Regions from separate parts of the Mus musculus genome. Here region 1 is linked to region 2. A link is a loop called in an ENCODE intact Hi-C map of the cell type or tissue named here. Cell type or tissue: gastrocnemius. All regions are shown on one strand. Links, peaks and the distances in the headings refer to the core of each region. The heading gives the core; the rest is flanking DNA.

Region 1 (7,620 bases), core at 1,241-5,240, 150 kb after region 2:
GGGGAGAAGAGGGATACACAGCCAGGAAGGGCTACACAGTGGAACCCAGTTCAAAAAACGACAAAAAGAGACATACAAGAAATTTGTGGGGCTAGAGAGATGGCTCAGTGGTTAAGAGCACTGACTGCTCTTCCAGAGGTCTTGAGTTCAATTCCCATCAACCACATGGTGGCTCACAACCATCTGTGATGGATCTGATGCCCTCTTCTGGTGTATCTGAAGACAGCGACAATGTACTCACAAAAAGTAATATAATAATTCTTTAAAAAAAAAAATCTGTGGAATGGATTATCACCAAAAGGCATGTGGAACTAAAAACAGATTTCAAAAAATGCTTGTATCTATTGATAAATTCACCCTGGGTCATCTTATAGGATAGAAATAATTTCTAGAAGCACTAAGTTTCTAAGAGTAGCTCATTTTTCAGGTCAACGAAACAAAACTTCACCTCAACATTCATTAATGCCAATCCAGACAGATGAATTGCCAACTCAATGAAACGTCTAGTTATATGACAATGGATTGTCAGAAAATTGGTTCTCTCTTTCCAAAAACAAGTAAGTTCTTGACAAAGTTTCTTCCATTCTTTCTACCTATCTTTATATGTTATTTTAGTTAAGGTTTTACTGCTGTAAACAAACACCATGACCAAGGCAAGTCTTATAAGGACAGCATTTAATTGGGGCTAGCTTACAGGTTCAGAGGTTCAGTCCATTATCATTAAGGCAGGAGTACGGCAGCATCTATAGGCTTAAGCTTGGCTGTCCTGGAACTTGCTCTGTAGATTGACCTTGAACCCAAAGGTCTGAAGACTCTGTCTTCTGAATGCTGGAGTTAAAGGACTTGAGCTTTCTTCACCTACAACTTACTCTGTCCCAAGTTGGCCTAGAACACAGAGATCTGCTTGCCTCAGTCTCCTGGGATTAAAGGTGTGTGCATACCATCTTGCCTGGGCTTCAGCTTTTCATGGCCACTATGCCTCAAGATCTGAGTCACAAGTATGCCCTCCATTTCTGGATTGTAGTTCATTCCAGATTAAAAGTCCAAACTATTTCTTATTCAACTGCAAATGCAATCAGTAAATTTAGCTGGGTGAGATCTTGCTCTGAGATCAACACTCCCTTAATCTCTTTATCTCTTTGAACACAGGATTCAGCTCTATGTTACTTCTTGGTGCCTCTTTAATACTTAAACCATATATTTTATATTTTTTCTTTCTCAGCTTGCTCCTTTTCATTAAACTGCTCTTCATAAGAGGGAACTTTAGTAACCACACAAAAAAATTTATACCAGGCCAGGCTTGGTGGCACACACCTTTAATCCCAGCACTTGGGAGGCAGAGGCAGGCGAATTACTGAGTTCAAGGCCAGCGGTCTACAAAGTGAGTTCCAGGACAGCCAGGGCTACACAGAGAAACCCTGGGGGGAAGGGGGGGGGCTTCCTTTTTCAAAGCAATGAATCTAAATCTCTTCACTTTAGGCAGACTCTTAAGATAATGGCTAAAAGCAGCCATTCTTTACCAAAATACCACAAAACAGTCTTTACATCACATACTGATCTTGGGCCAGATCTGCACAAATAAAATCATGGTCAGGCCTATCACAGCAATACTCCAGTCCCTGGTACCAACTTCTGTCTTAGTCAATGTTCTATTACTGTGAAGAAATATCATGACTAAGACAACTCTTATAAGGACAACATTTAATTGGGACTGGCTTATATGTTATCATCAAGGCAGTAGCATGGCACCATCCAGGCAGGCATGGTGCAGGAGGAGCTGAGAGTTCTACATTTTCATCTGAAGGCCAATAGTTCTCCTATCTTCTGGGCAGCTAGGATAAGCTTAAAGCCCATGCCCACAGTCACACACCTACTCCAACAAGGCTATACCACCTAATAGTGCCACTCCCTGGGCCAAGAATATACAAACCATCACATATGTATAAGAAATACATATTCTTCTATTTCATACTTAGAATCTTTTATGTAGCTGTAGAATTCTCAAGCTCTGGAATCCTGAAATTCTCAAGGCATTAAAAAAATCCTCAAAAAAGCAAACATGAAGATGAACAGCTGTAATCCCAGCACTTGGGGGAGGGGGGAGGGGACGGTGCCACAAGCAAAATCATCAAGCCCTACCTCGTTTATTCAGAGTTCTAGGCAGTCCAAGACCACATAGTATAAAATTGTCTCAAGAAAAAAAAAATCAAACAATATTCAAGAGATAGACGTCTCAGCAGTTAAGAAGTTGTGCTTATGCTTGCAGGGGATGCAGCATCCACACGGTACCCCACAACTATCTGTAACTCTAGTTTCTGAGGATCCAACACCTTCTGCTGACCTCTGGGGCACTCAGTATGGTGGTCATATACTTACAAGCAAGCAAAAGATTCATACTCAAGAAAAATAAACACACCTAAAATATTGCTTTAATCGTCAAAAAAAAAATTTTTTTTCAGCAAGGCCTGTTAGCTCATGCCTTCAATTTCAAGCACTCAGAAGGTAGAGACAGGTAGATTTCTGTGAGTTCCAGAATAGCCAAAGCTACGAAGTAAAACTGTATCTCTAATTAATTAATTAATTAATTAATTTCAGCAGGGAGTGGTAGAGCATGCCTTTAATCTCAGGACTTGGAAGGCAAACGCAAACACATCTCTGTGAGTTCAAGGCCAGTATGGTCAATATAGTGTGGAGGGATGGCTAATCAATCAGTTAACAGTGTTTGCTGCTTTTCCAAAGGACTAAAGTTCAGTTCTAAGCACCTTCTTCAAATGGCTTACCACCACCTATTCAATTTCAGCACAGTCAATGCCCTCTTCTGCTCTCCTTGGACACTGCACACATATGACATACATAAATAAAAATAAATCTTTAAAAGTAAATAAATATCCCTGTATTCAATTCACAGCACCAAAGGTCTACAACAATACAGTAGTTCTGCAGCCTGAGTGTTTTCACTACCCATGTATTCAAGACATTAAAAATACTTACTCTTGCCAGGTTGTAGTGGCACACACCTTTAGACCAGCACTGGGGAGGCAGAGACACACTAATTTGAGTTTAAGGCCAGCCTATGACAGTTCATTTGGCAATTTAATAAATGAAATCATTAACTTTGCATACCTTTGATTAGTTATCAAAATAAAAATGCTTTTCATGTGTTTATATTTTCTTTTTTGTGAACTTTCATTATGTTCTTTGTCAATAAAGCTTTTTTCTCTTGAGAAAAATCAATTGGGATAAAGCCACATAAGCAACTTTGGCTCCCCCTGCTGGTCAAATATAGCCATAATCAAGAGGTAGATAGACTGGACACAACTATTGCTACAAACAACATATACACAGATAAGGGAAAGCTGTTTCTAAACTTATACTTAACATGTTCTAGAAAAAAGAAGGGAAAAAAATCACTCCTTACTATGAAAGAACAAATTTAGCAGTTCCCTACTAAATACATTGATTGGCTGGTACATTTCAGGTCCACATTATTAATGTCTCTCTATTTTAATAATATGAAACCATTCTGGTTACCTTTTGAAATTGACTGAATTGTCATCAAAAGCAAGTATATAAGGAGAAGTTAAGATATAACTCAACGATGGAGTGTATGCCAGCATAGTAAGGTCATAGGTTCAATAGGGGAGAAAAATATAAAGGAGAGGGGTGGAGTGCTTCCCTAATACAAATTAGGTCCTTGGTTTGGTCCTCAACACCACAAGAATGTAACTATAACTACTGCCTACCCTCATTCCAAACCTGCTTACACTTATCAAACCAGACTCTGTTTATTTTCAAAGAGTAAGACTAAGACTGGCAAATAGATATAACAATTCTGCTTTTCCACTGATCCTTTCCTAAAGATGCAGATTTCATTGTGTTTTGGGAGACTGAAGTGAGAGGATCACCACAAATTAAGGGACCAGATGAGCTACAGCGTGAAATCAAGCCAACATTGGGCTACAGAGTAAGACTGTCTCAAAAACTATAAAGAGTTAAGTTCTAAGTCTGGCAATGTCCTTAGGCAATCCATTTTAAACACATTCCAAATACTAAATATAAGAAATGAAAATTTTAAAAATAAAAATAAGATAAGATAAAATAACAAGAAACAGCTTTTGATCCCAGAAAACTTAGGAGATTCACAAAGTGCAAGAGAAGCGAACTAGTGGCCACTCAATATTAGATGTCCTAGGCTTGAACACCCAGAGCAAGCACTACAGGCAACACACACACTGAGGACCAGAGGTCCACAGGATACATCCAGTGGTACTTTCTGTTGCTGTTAATATTATGGTGATAACTGTTACTAAGAAATAGAAGACAGGGCTGGTGAGATGGCTCAGTGGATAAAGAGCACTGACTGTTCTTCCAACCGTCCTGAGTTCAAATCCCAGCAACTACATGGTGGCTCACAACCACCCGTAATGAGATCTGACGCCCTCTTCTGGTGTCTGAAGACAGCTACAGTGTACTTATATATAACAATAAATAAACATCTAAAAAAAAAAAAAAAAGAAAGAAAGAAAGAAATAGAAGACAGCTAGAGAGATGGCTCAGTGGTTAAGAACAATTTTTGTTCTTCCAGAGATCCATTTAGTTAACACTCACTATGCACATCTCATAGAGCTCACTCCAGTTCTTCAAAGGACCTGATGCCGTCTTCTGGCCTCCATTCACACACAAGGCATACATTCACACAGACACACACAAACATTAAAGATAAAGGGAAGAGGAATAAATTGCCAGAAGATAGTAAAGGCCCTTTAAAAAAGATAACAGCCTGTTTGAAGGCCCAGAGGGCAGGTACAGAGTACACAAAGGAAGCTGTTGAAACAACTGGAGCCAGGCAATCAGAGCATCAGCACTTGGCTAAAGCAACCAAAGTGTACCTCAAAAGCTGAAAGCCACAGGGAAAAAAAGGACATAATCATTCATAAGATCTACATTTACAAGAAGCTTGGAAGATAGACGGTAAAGAGAATAATGAGGTGACTCAAATGTCATGCAGGCAAAAAGGTGATGCTCTGAACTCAGAAGGGAGAAATGAAAATGAGCAGGAAACCATTTATAAACAACGGTAGTAGGCTGAAAAGATGGCTCAGCAGGTAAAGGTGTCTGCTGCAAAGGCTGACATCCTGGGTTCAATCAAGGAGACCCACATGGTGGAAATAGAGAACTGACTGATCCCTAAAAGTTGTGCAGGTGCAATACATAATTATCAGCTTAAAAACGAGTAATTCAAACATAAGCCTGATGATGCTTTAAAAAAAAAAAAGTGATGGTTAAGATGGCACAAGAAACGCTCTGGAGGGCTTCCAAACCCCTGACCTGAGTGACTGAATGGATAATGGTACTATCATCAGGGTATGAAGATAGGAAGAGTTAGACTTGCAGAAGTAAGTACTGAGAACTAATACACTATACACTGATTTTTAAATTAGATACCTAATGGGAAATGTCAAAGAAGTAATTGTGATTGGAGATCAGAAAACTAGTCGGAGCTGGAAAACACACACTGGCAAATCATCAGCATACAGACAGTAAGTGATTTACAACTTACAACAGACTCTGAGTTCCCACACAGAATGAGAAAAAGAGGATCAAGGCAAGGCAGGTGACTTTTAGGAACAAAAGAAGGAAAACATCTACTAAGACAACTGTGAAAGACTATTGAGAAATTGCCCTGATAACAGGATCAGCCATCACATTATATACAGTACTGCATAACAGACATTCTTTTTGTTAGTTGGTTTTTTAATTTTTGAGACAAAACGTTGCTATGTTGCCCTGGCTGACCTGGAACTCACTACCTAGACCAGGCTGGTCTTGAATTCACAAAGACCTGTCTGCCCCTGCCTCTCAAATGTTAGTGTTAAAGATGTGTGCCACCACACCTAGCATAAGTTCTTAATTCTTGGACTTACAGTTCACTCCTAAAAAGAAACATCAATAAACTCAAATCACTGGCCAAGAATGCTAGTAATCTCACTGCTCAAGAGGCTAAGACTCATCACTATGAGTTCAAGATCAGCCTGGCCTACCTAGTGAGTTCCAAGCAGCCAAGGTTACATACCAGCAACCTAGAGGGGAGAGGGAGTGGGGGGAGGACCCTCAGGACTAGAATGTAGCTCAATTGGAAAGATGCTGCCTAGGGTGCAGGAGATGATGGGTTGGGCTCACTAGCACAACATTAATAACCAGGCATGGTGTGGTAGGTCATACCTATCTATAATCCTAGCACTCAGTAGGTAGAGGTAGGGGGAGTTTAAAGGTCATATTCGGCTATATCATGCGTTTGAAGCAAGCTTGAGCTATATGATACACTATCTTAAAAAAAAAAAAAAAATCCAGGGGCTGGAGAGACGGCTCAGTGGTTAAGAGCTGGCTGCTCTTCCAGAGGTCCTGAGTTCAATTCCCAGCAACCACACAGTGGCTCACAAACATCTGTAATGAGATCCTATGCCTTCTTCTGGTGTGTCCGAAGACAGCTACAGTGTACTCATATACATAAAATGAATAAATCTTTAAAAAAAAAATTCTTCAGTACTAGAAAGGTATAGCAGCTGCTCTTACAGAGCACTGAAGTTTGATACCCAGCACTCACAACCACCTGTAACTGCAGCACCAGATCTGACACCCACTTCTGGCTTTCATGGGTACCCACATAAATATGGCACACAGACATACCAGACACATACATAAATAAAATTAACAATCTTTTTTTTTAAATTATTTCCTTCCAGACCATGGTGGTGAACATCCTTAATTCCAGAACTTGGTTCTAGGCCAGCTAGAGCTACAGAGTAAGACTTTGGCTCCAAAAAACTAAATACCCGCTCCCTTCCAGCACTTGGGAGGCAGAAGCAGTTGGATCTCTGATTTTGAGTTCCAAGACATCCAAGGCTACACAAAGAAACCCTGTTTAGAAAAATGAACAGAAAGAAGGAAGGGAGGGATAGAGCGAGGGAGGAAGGAAAGAGACAGACAGACAAGTAACTGCAATCTGATGAAAACACAGAAAAAAGGACTATTTCTCCCAAATTAAACATTGTAATTTTGAAATGTTCTTAAGTATAAAAATGGGAGGAAAATGTGAAGGAAAAATTATTTATGACATATGCCTATAATCACAACATTTGGGAGGCTGACTCATTTGAGTTCTAGGCCAGTTTGGGCTATATAGCAAGATTCTATCTCAAAACAACAAACTTTAGATTTAACACATTTTTACACCAATCAAAGGATTGGTAGGGAACACTAAACTAAACAGCTATGCAACTACATTCTCAAGTAGTTAACAGATAATTCATACACATTATAAGACAGACTTTTGGTCTATATTTCAACCATGCCAAAGGACTCTGGTCCAAAAATAGAGGTTACAGTAGTATAATACCTCAGATTTGCCAAGAATTAGAGTTAAAATCTTAAACACTATACATCATCTTTTAAAAGTATGCCTCAATATACCTAATACCTTAAATCCAAGGAAACTTGATCATAGAGGCCAGCAAGTTCTGGCACAAAACAACTGTTAAGAAGTGGAAACACAATTATCCAAGGTCCTCCAGTTCCTAGGCACTCAGAATTTCTGGCTGTGTTCTTCATCCAACCCTTCCA
Region 2 (7,620 bases), core at 1,990-5,989:
TGCCCATGGCGGGGTGGCTTACCAGGCTGGGCAGTTCTTTCAAATTAGTACCAGGAACTGGCCCGAACAGGGAGTGCAACATTCTGCAATGTTCCATAGAAAAAAAGGGCTTGGCTAGCCTCATCTCAGGAGCTGTGCTGGGCTATGACGACTTGCCATTGTCTACAGAGGAGACAAAGTGACTTGCCTTGGGACTTCAGGGGTGACAGCATGGGATGTGACAGGACCATGGAACAGAGGGCAGGAGAGTTGTCTTAACAAGCCCTCAGCCCTTCAAGCAAAGAGCAGCGTTGCCGCCTCCAGAAGCTATGATAAGCCTTTTATTCCAGGCTGATGGACCAGACCTGTAACACCCATTGATGGGAGCTTCTGAGAGCTGAGCTGACATCTTGGATCCCTGAAATGTCTGTTTAATGAGACCCTACCTCAAAAGAATGATTGGCCATGAAAGGCAAAATTCTGAGAGTCTGAAGAATAGGGCCAGAGATGTGGCTCCAGGAATAGTGTGTGCCTAGCATGCTTGGAGCCTTGGGTTCAGTCCCCAGCACCAGATAAACACTTCCTGGTCTTCCTGGTAGAGCACACCTGTAGTCCCAGAACTGCAGAGGTGGAAGAAGTTCAAGGTCGATCTCCACCACAGGCAAATTTCAAGGATAGCCAGGTCATCACCATTGTCATCATCATCCTGAGATTTTTTTTTTTTAAGATTTATTTATTTATTATATGTAAGTACACTGTAGCTGTCTTCAGACACTCCAGAAGAGGGCGTCAGATCTTGTTACAGATGGTTGTGAGCCACCATGTGGTTGCTGGGATTTGAACTTCAGACCTTCGGAAGAGCAGTCGGGTGCTCTTACCCACTGAGCCATCTCACCAGCCCTCATCCTGAGATTTTTAAAAAGGGCTTGGGTCTGGTGAGATGGCTCAGTGAGCTAAAGGTGCTTGCTGCCAAGTCTGGCGACGGAGTTCAATTCCCAGGGCCCACGTTGTTGTCGCGAGCCGTCCTCTGACCTCCAGGCGCTCACCTCCCCACAATAAGTGAATAAAGCAGGGCTGGAGAGATGACTGAGAAGTCAAGGGCCCTTGCTCTTAGCAAGAGTTCTGTCCCCAGCACCCACTGCAAGCTGCTCACACCTGCTTGTTCAGCTCCATGTCACCTTACCCTTTCTCCTGACCTTCTCAGGCATCCATACACAACCACACAGAGAGAGAGAAAGAGAGAGAGAGAGAGAGAGCGCCTGAGACGGCTCAACAGTTAAAGGCACTGGCCACCAAACCTGAACACCTGAGTTTGGTCCTCAGAACCTACAAGGTGGAGGGCGAGAACTGACTCCAACAGGGTTTCTCCTCTGATGACCTTCACACCGTGTCACAAGCATACACCCACATCCGCACAAATGAATTAATGTAATTTAATTTTTTTAAAAAAGGTACTGAAGACTACAGACCCCTCTGGAGTGGTGTTTACCTTGAAGAAATGGACTGCAGGGGACTCTGCAGACATTGAGTGTCCTGAGGTTCATTTAGATTTTCCATCAAGCTAAGCAAGAGTGACACATGTTATCCTAGCAACCTCAGGTTGGACCAAGGAGTCTGTTTAGCCTGGACTCCACATGAAGGAAGATCTTGATTAGGAGATATGCGAGAGGCATCTACTCTTCTGCCTTAGACTTTCCCCTCGGCTTCCATGGTTGCTTCGGTGAACGTGTTTCACCCTAAGATTTCACAGTGAGGCTGTGTTAAAGGGAAATGCAGCCGGTCAGACAGCCTTACCAGAGAATACAGGAAGGAGTGTGGAACCAGGAGACAACAGCTACTTGGAAGTTCTTTTAAATGTCTAATGCTCTCTACCCCAGCCTCACTGTGACCCCCAGGGACAGAGCCTACCCCAGCCTCACCGTGACCCCCAGGGACAGAGCCTACTCCAGCCTCACCGTGACCCCCAGGGACAGAGCCTACCCCAGCCTCACCGTGACCCCAGGAATGGACCGGAGTGTTTCCATGGTACAGTCCAGGCTGAGGCTCATGCTCAGTGCTTTCTTATCATGCTGGCTTTTGGTCCTCCCCAAACCGTGGGGTCCTGAGCACCTGGGTCTTCCTTTGGTCTCTGCCATGACCCCATATACAGGTTCCGCAGGTACCTTCTCAGCTCAGACACAGCTGGGCCGGCCCTAGGCCTTCCATGTCCATCCAGAGTCGGCCCCTCCCTGTGCAGCATCTGAGAGGAGAGAGTGGGGAGTTCACAGTGAGACCAGGGTTTAAACCGTGTTTTTTAAAAATTACTCACTGGAGCAGGGCATGATAGAGCATGCCTGTAATCCCAGGAGGACTTGCTGTGAGTTCAAGAGTAGCAAGTTCTATGGGTAGCAAATTCCAGGCCAGGCAGGGAGGCTTGTATCAAGATATTCTCTTAAAAAAAAAAAAAGAAAAACAAAAACAAAAATTTTAAAAATAGGAAAGGAAAAGAAGACTCTACTGTCCAGTGATCTGTTGTGCGATCTCACGTTCTGCCTCTGGAGCAATGGGTCTCAATTCTCAACCTTCCTAACGCTGCACCCTTTAGTACACTTCCTCATGCTGTAGTGACCCCTACCACATATCATAAAATTGCTTGCAATGCTACTACAAAACTGTAACTTTGCTACTGTTAAGAATCATAATGTAAAGCCGGGAGTGGTGGCGCACGCCTTTAATCCCAGTACTCGGGAGGCAGACCCTGTCTCGAAAAACCAAAAAAAAAAAAAAAAAAAAAAAAAATCGTAATGTAAATATCCATTTGACAAAAATCTTAGGTGACCCCTATGGAAAAAAAAGAAAAAGGTCATTTGACCCCTCCCCCCAAAAGGGTTTCAAGTCACAGGTTGAGAACCTCTGTTCTAGAGACTAGAGGCCCTGGAACCTTAGATCCTTGTGTGTCAGGGCTTCTCATGGAGAAGTGTGTTCTTGGAATGGAGGAAACCAGGCGTACTAGTCATCTAGGACTGTAGCATGTAGGAAGCTGAAGGCAGAATTGTTAGTTCAAGACCAGCCTAGGCCACCCTCAAATTAAAAAAACATTAAATTATAGAAATTCACCTGTAACCGAAAGAAAGCATTAAATAACAGGAGATGATAGTAAAGTAAGAGATGGAAAGACAAGCCAGGGGTGTGGCTCGGGGGCCCGAGACCCATCCTGACACTGTCACCAAAGCTGTAGCCCGGGATACTTGAGATTCTGTTTAGATAGATAGATGGATGGATAGATAGATAGATAGATAGATAGATAGATAGATAGATAGATAGATAGATAGATAGATAAAGGTGGCTTCCACCAGTAATCCCAGCACTCAGGAGGTAGAGGTAGGAGAGTCAGGCATTGAAGGTGGTGCAGACCTTTAATGCCAGAACTCAGGAGGCAGAGGCAGGCAGATTTCTGAGTTCAAGTCCAGGCTGGTCTACAAAGCAAATTCCAGAGCAGCCAGGGCTAAGTAGTGAGACCCTGTCTCATAAAAGAATAAAAATAAAAAAGAAAGAAATGTTGCCGGGTGTGGTGGCACACGCCTTTGATCCCATCACTCAGGAGGCAGAGGCAGGCGGATTTCTGAGTTCGAGGCCAGCCTGGTCTACAGAGTGAGTTCCAGAACAGCCAGGGCTATACAGAGAAACCCTGTCTCAAAAAACCAAAAAAAAAAAAAAAAGAAAGAAAGAAAGAAAGAAAGGAATTTCACTTCTTTCCTAACCAGTTTTCAGCTACTGTCCCCCTGGTTGACTAAGCAGATGAAGAGCTCCTCTGAAGTTTTCCAGGTCCACGCAGGACATAACCTGTGAGTCCCCCAGTCAAAGCTTGTAGAACCTGGAAGAGCCCTTGGGAGTGCCGGGGTTGTAGTACCACAGGTGACCACAAGATGGCAGAGGAGCGCTGTAGACAGCAGCCTGTGTTCTTGGCCCACTCACAGTTGTTGCTTTCTTCTCTGCAAGTGTATTGCGATTTTCTGAGTCGTCTTTTCCGCTAACTGGTGGTCTTTTTTCTCTCATCTCTGCCCATTTCTTTTTGTTTCTGTCTGCCTGTCCTTCTGCTTCACCACTGATTATACAGAGATTGAAATAGTTTTTAAAATATGTTAACATTTGTATGTGGGCGGGGGGGGGGAGTTGCATGTATTTTAAATGCAACATATTCACTGACACAGGAAAAAAAAGCCTTTTGTTTGTTTGTATTGTTTTGGTTTTTTGTTTTTGTTTTGTTTTTTTGTTTTTTTTTTTCAAGACAGGGTTTCTCTGTATAGCCCTGGCTGTCCTGAAACTCACTTTGTAGACCAGGCTGGCCTCAAACTCAGAAATCCACCTGCCTCTGCCTCCAAGTCCTGGGATTAAAGGCGTGCGCCACCACCACGCCCGGCTTGTTTTGTTTTTTAAAAGACAGGAGTTCATTTATTCCAAACTGGTCTCAAACTCACGTGGTTGACAATGGCCTTGAAGTTTCTGATATTCCTGCGTCCTCTCACCAAGCACTAAAACTACAGGTTTGCATCACCACACCCAGTTTTATACACTGTGAGGGCTTAAATCCAGGACCTTTTGCGTCCTGGGAAAGTCCTCTACTATCTGAGCTCCGTCCCCAGCTACTGCCACTGTTGAAAGGGTAGCTGTAATGGCACCTGACCTCCGGCACCTTATTGCCTTTTGCAGGTCGGCTAGACTGGATACAGGCAGGCTTTCTTGGACTCTAAGGAAAGGCTTTCTGGAACCCCAGCTGGCCACGTCAGGTTCATGTTCCAAATGAGGTGATGCCCGGCCTAGCCCAGTTAGTACCAGCAGTCTGGGAGCTCCTTGGGCTAGAGGCTTGGTGCCAGCAAGGGATTCCCTGAGAGTTCTGAGCCCAAACAGAGGTAGAACAAAGTCCACCTAGTGTTTGACATGGCTCTGGGAAGTGTAAACTAAAGTGGGTCCAGCCAGCTTCTCAGGACCACTCCCTGCCCACAAACACTTCCTCCTGAATCGAAGGCCCTCAGCTGAAAACATCCTCCATTCGCTCCAGGATGTTTCCAGTGTCCGGTCAGAGCCAAAGCCCAGCGCCGTGGACCGGGCCAGCTGCTTTTGCTGGGAACGGCATTGCAGGCTCCAGTTTCACAACGCCAGCCACCACCCTCTCCCCCTCTGAACCTCAGTGTTCCCGAGCGCTTTGGCTTAACATGACCACTAGCAGTAATTCAAGTCTGCTTTGTAAATATCTATCTAGTGCCAAACACCACAAAAGCTTGTTTCCTTTCCTGTGGGGTTAGAATAAGAAACACACACACACAGGGCGGGGTCTCTATGTATGTTTCAGACCGTGTGCGATTGCTTAATGTCCTCTGATTAATTTGTGTCTAGCAGTCATCTTCCTCCAAAAACCATTTTCTTTGTCAAATCATGAGTTATGTAATCAGTCACATTTCCTTTTTCCTCATTGGCTTCCGGGAAGCTCGGTGCTGAATATAATAGTGCCCTCTTCCTCTTATTTTATTGTTATTATTGTTGTTGTTATTATTGTTGTTATTATTTTGGGTTTTCAAGACAGGATTTCTGTAAATTCAAGGCTAGCCTGGTCTACTACTGAATTTCAGCATAGCTAGGGCTACATAGAGAGACCCCGCCTCAAAATAGCATTAAAAAAAAAAGTTAAAATTAACAGAGGATAGTCTAAAGTAACTAAGTATTGTATGTGCACGCCACTGTGTTCAGAAGGCAGAAGTGGGGTTTTATGACAAGTTCTTTACCCTCCCTGAGCCATCCCACCAGCTCAGCTCAAGACAATCTGGTTTGAAGCCTTTAGCCTTGCCACTCCCCAGCCTTGGACGCTCTTTGTGATAAGGTGCCTTGCACTGGTGTGTCTGTTTGGATTGTTGTTGATCTTTCTTCTCATCACTTGACCCAGGGGACTCCTTGTTTACAGTTGTCACTCCACCCAACCTAGTGACCTCCCAGCTCTGTCCTCCTGTTCCCAGCCATGTTCTCTTCCAGATTCCTTTTGTGACTTCCAGGGTGCCATCCCAGGCAGCTTCTGAGCCCCCTGAGGAGTCAGGGCTCAGACCTGGCTCTCCCCCCACAGCCCAACAGGTCAGGGGGCGATGCTCCGGTGTGGTTGTCTCTCACTCTTTTTTTTGGCTATCAAAGGTGCAGATAATTAATAAGAAGCTGGATCTTAGCAACGTCCAGTCCAAGTGTGGCTCGAAGGATAATATCAAACACGTCCCGGGTGGAGGCAGTGTGAGTACTGTCGCAGTCTCCATGAGGTGTGCTGCAGCCTTTGCTGTAACAAGTGTCATGAGTGTGTCCTTGTGAGACATTGCATAGAATAAATCATCTAGGGCTCAGGACCTCCTGTGTCCCCACAGTGTCTGCTGTCCCCAGACTCCCCTCCCTGTTCCATGGATGGCCCAGCAAAGTAGGGAGAGCAACCCGTTCCAGCTGGCCCTTCTCTGAGTAGCTGGGTCCCCATGGTACCATGTATGTGTTCCTAGAAGCCCCGTAGATATTGGAAATGGGGTTGAAGACAGTGCATCCATGATGTGGGCTGACACCTCTTCCCTCATCTCTGGGGCAGTCTCTGTTGGTTGGGGAGTGGGGAGTCCATATGATCCCACTAGACACTAGGACTTCCTGTTTCATGTCAAGGTCCAAAAGGCCCCTAGCCACTTCTCCATTTTTCATCTGGGTCTCCTTCATCTTTGAAGAGAGGAAAAGATTCCCAGTTCAATTTAGCACTCCCCTCCCCCCAGGACAGGGACTCTGGTTGCACAGAGCCTAACACCGAGGTGACAGGTGTCAGTTGCCTGCATTGTTTGCCAGAGAAGGGGTTTTAAATGTCTCCTCCTTTAAACACCACTGGGGACCCCCCCCCCCCCCCCCCCGCACATCCTCAGCGAGTCCCTGCAAAGAGATGTTCTTAGGTTCCCTCAATGGGCTTAGGGATTCCCTTTGTTCTCTTGGCTGGCCGGTGCCCAACAGGGCAGGATTTGTAAAGTGGCCCCAGGCTTCTCCCTGCCAGCTCCCCCTCCCCTGTTCTGGGTCAGTCCCAGAACGGACCTGGGCTCTCTGATTGAGCTGCAGGCTCCACCTCTCGAGCGTGCGTGCTGGAATGCAGGGGTGGGCTCTCTTTCCTGAAAGTGCCGAGCCCACAGGGTTTATTCTTGCAATGTGCTCCTGCCTCCGGCCCCGACACCTGCCCTGCCTTCTGCCTCTTGGACCGATGGCCCCAGAGCAGCAAGTGCTGGCCCTGTGGCTACTGCCTTCTCACGCTTACTCACCGTGTCTGCCTTTTCCTCTGTCCTCCACTCCCCGCTGGCCGATCCTGCCACCTCCCTTACTTGTTTTGCTTCCTAAGGAAAGGCGGGGCTGTTGGCTACACTGCGGTTACTGCCCTGCCTGCCGGTTGCCTTCTCAACGTATAGAAAGATATGGGTTGCGGGAAAGGGTGATCTTTAAGATCGCCGTCCTTGTCCCTGGGCTCTGTAATGTTGTTTATGATACGTTAGCTTCCCAGCCCAGGCTGCTGTGGTTAGGGAGGGAAGCCAGAAGTGTCTGGTTTTGCTCACGTCTGGTCTGTTGCTGGGTCTGAGCGCTCCAGCTCCCAAGGGCTGCAGAGGGCAGATGCTCCTG

What was found. Peaks named below come from ENCODE experiments on the same cell type or tissue, not always from the same donor. Only the 100,000 strongest peaks of a DNase experiment are listed, where the experiment ranks them.
Region 1: a loop joins it to region 2, with 9 times the contacts of the local background. A loop is called at or near these places in 29 of 42 quality-filtered maps.

What each region holds. Positions count from the first base shown.
Region 1 is chr11:104,458,483-104,466,102 of GRCm38, forward strand. It overlaps a transcript of Kansl1 not described here. Among named protein-coding and RNA genes, the nearest start is that of Kansl1, 20 kb to the left of the region's middle. In gastrocnemius, for the core only: a CTCF peak has its summit at 3,268 (motif pointing left); a DNase peak (open chromatin) is centred at 3,266.
Region 2 is chr11:104,312,022-104,319,641 of GRCm38, forward strand. It overlaps Mapt (microtubule-associated protein tau), which reads left to right. Exons shown (of 12, transcript NM_001038609.2): 9 at 6,136-6,228. Among named protein-coding and RNA genes, the nearest start is that of Mapt, 84 kb to the left of the region's middle. In gastrocnemius, for the core only: a CTCF peak has its summit at 3,877 (motif pointing right); a DNase peak (open chromatin) is centred at 3,877; H3K4me3 peaks cover 935 bases; H3K27ac peaks cover 1,495 bases.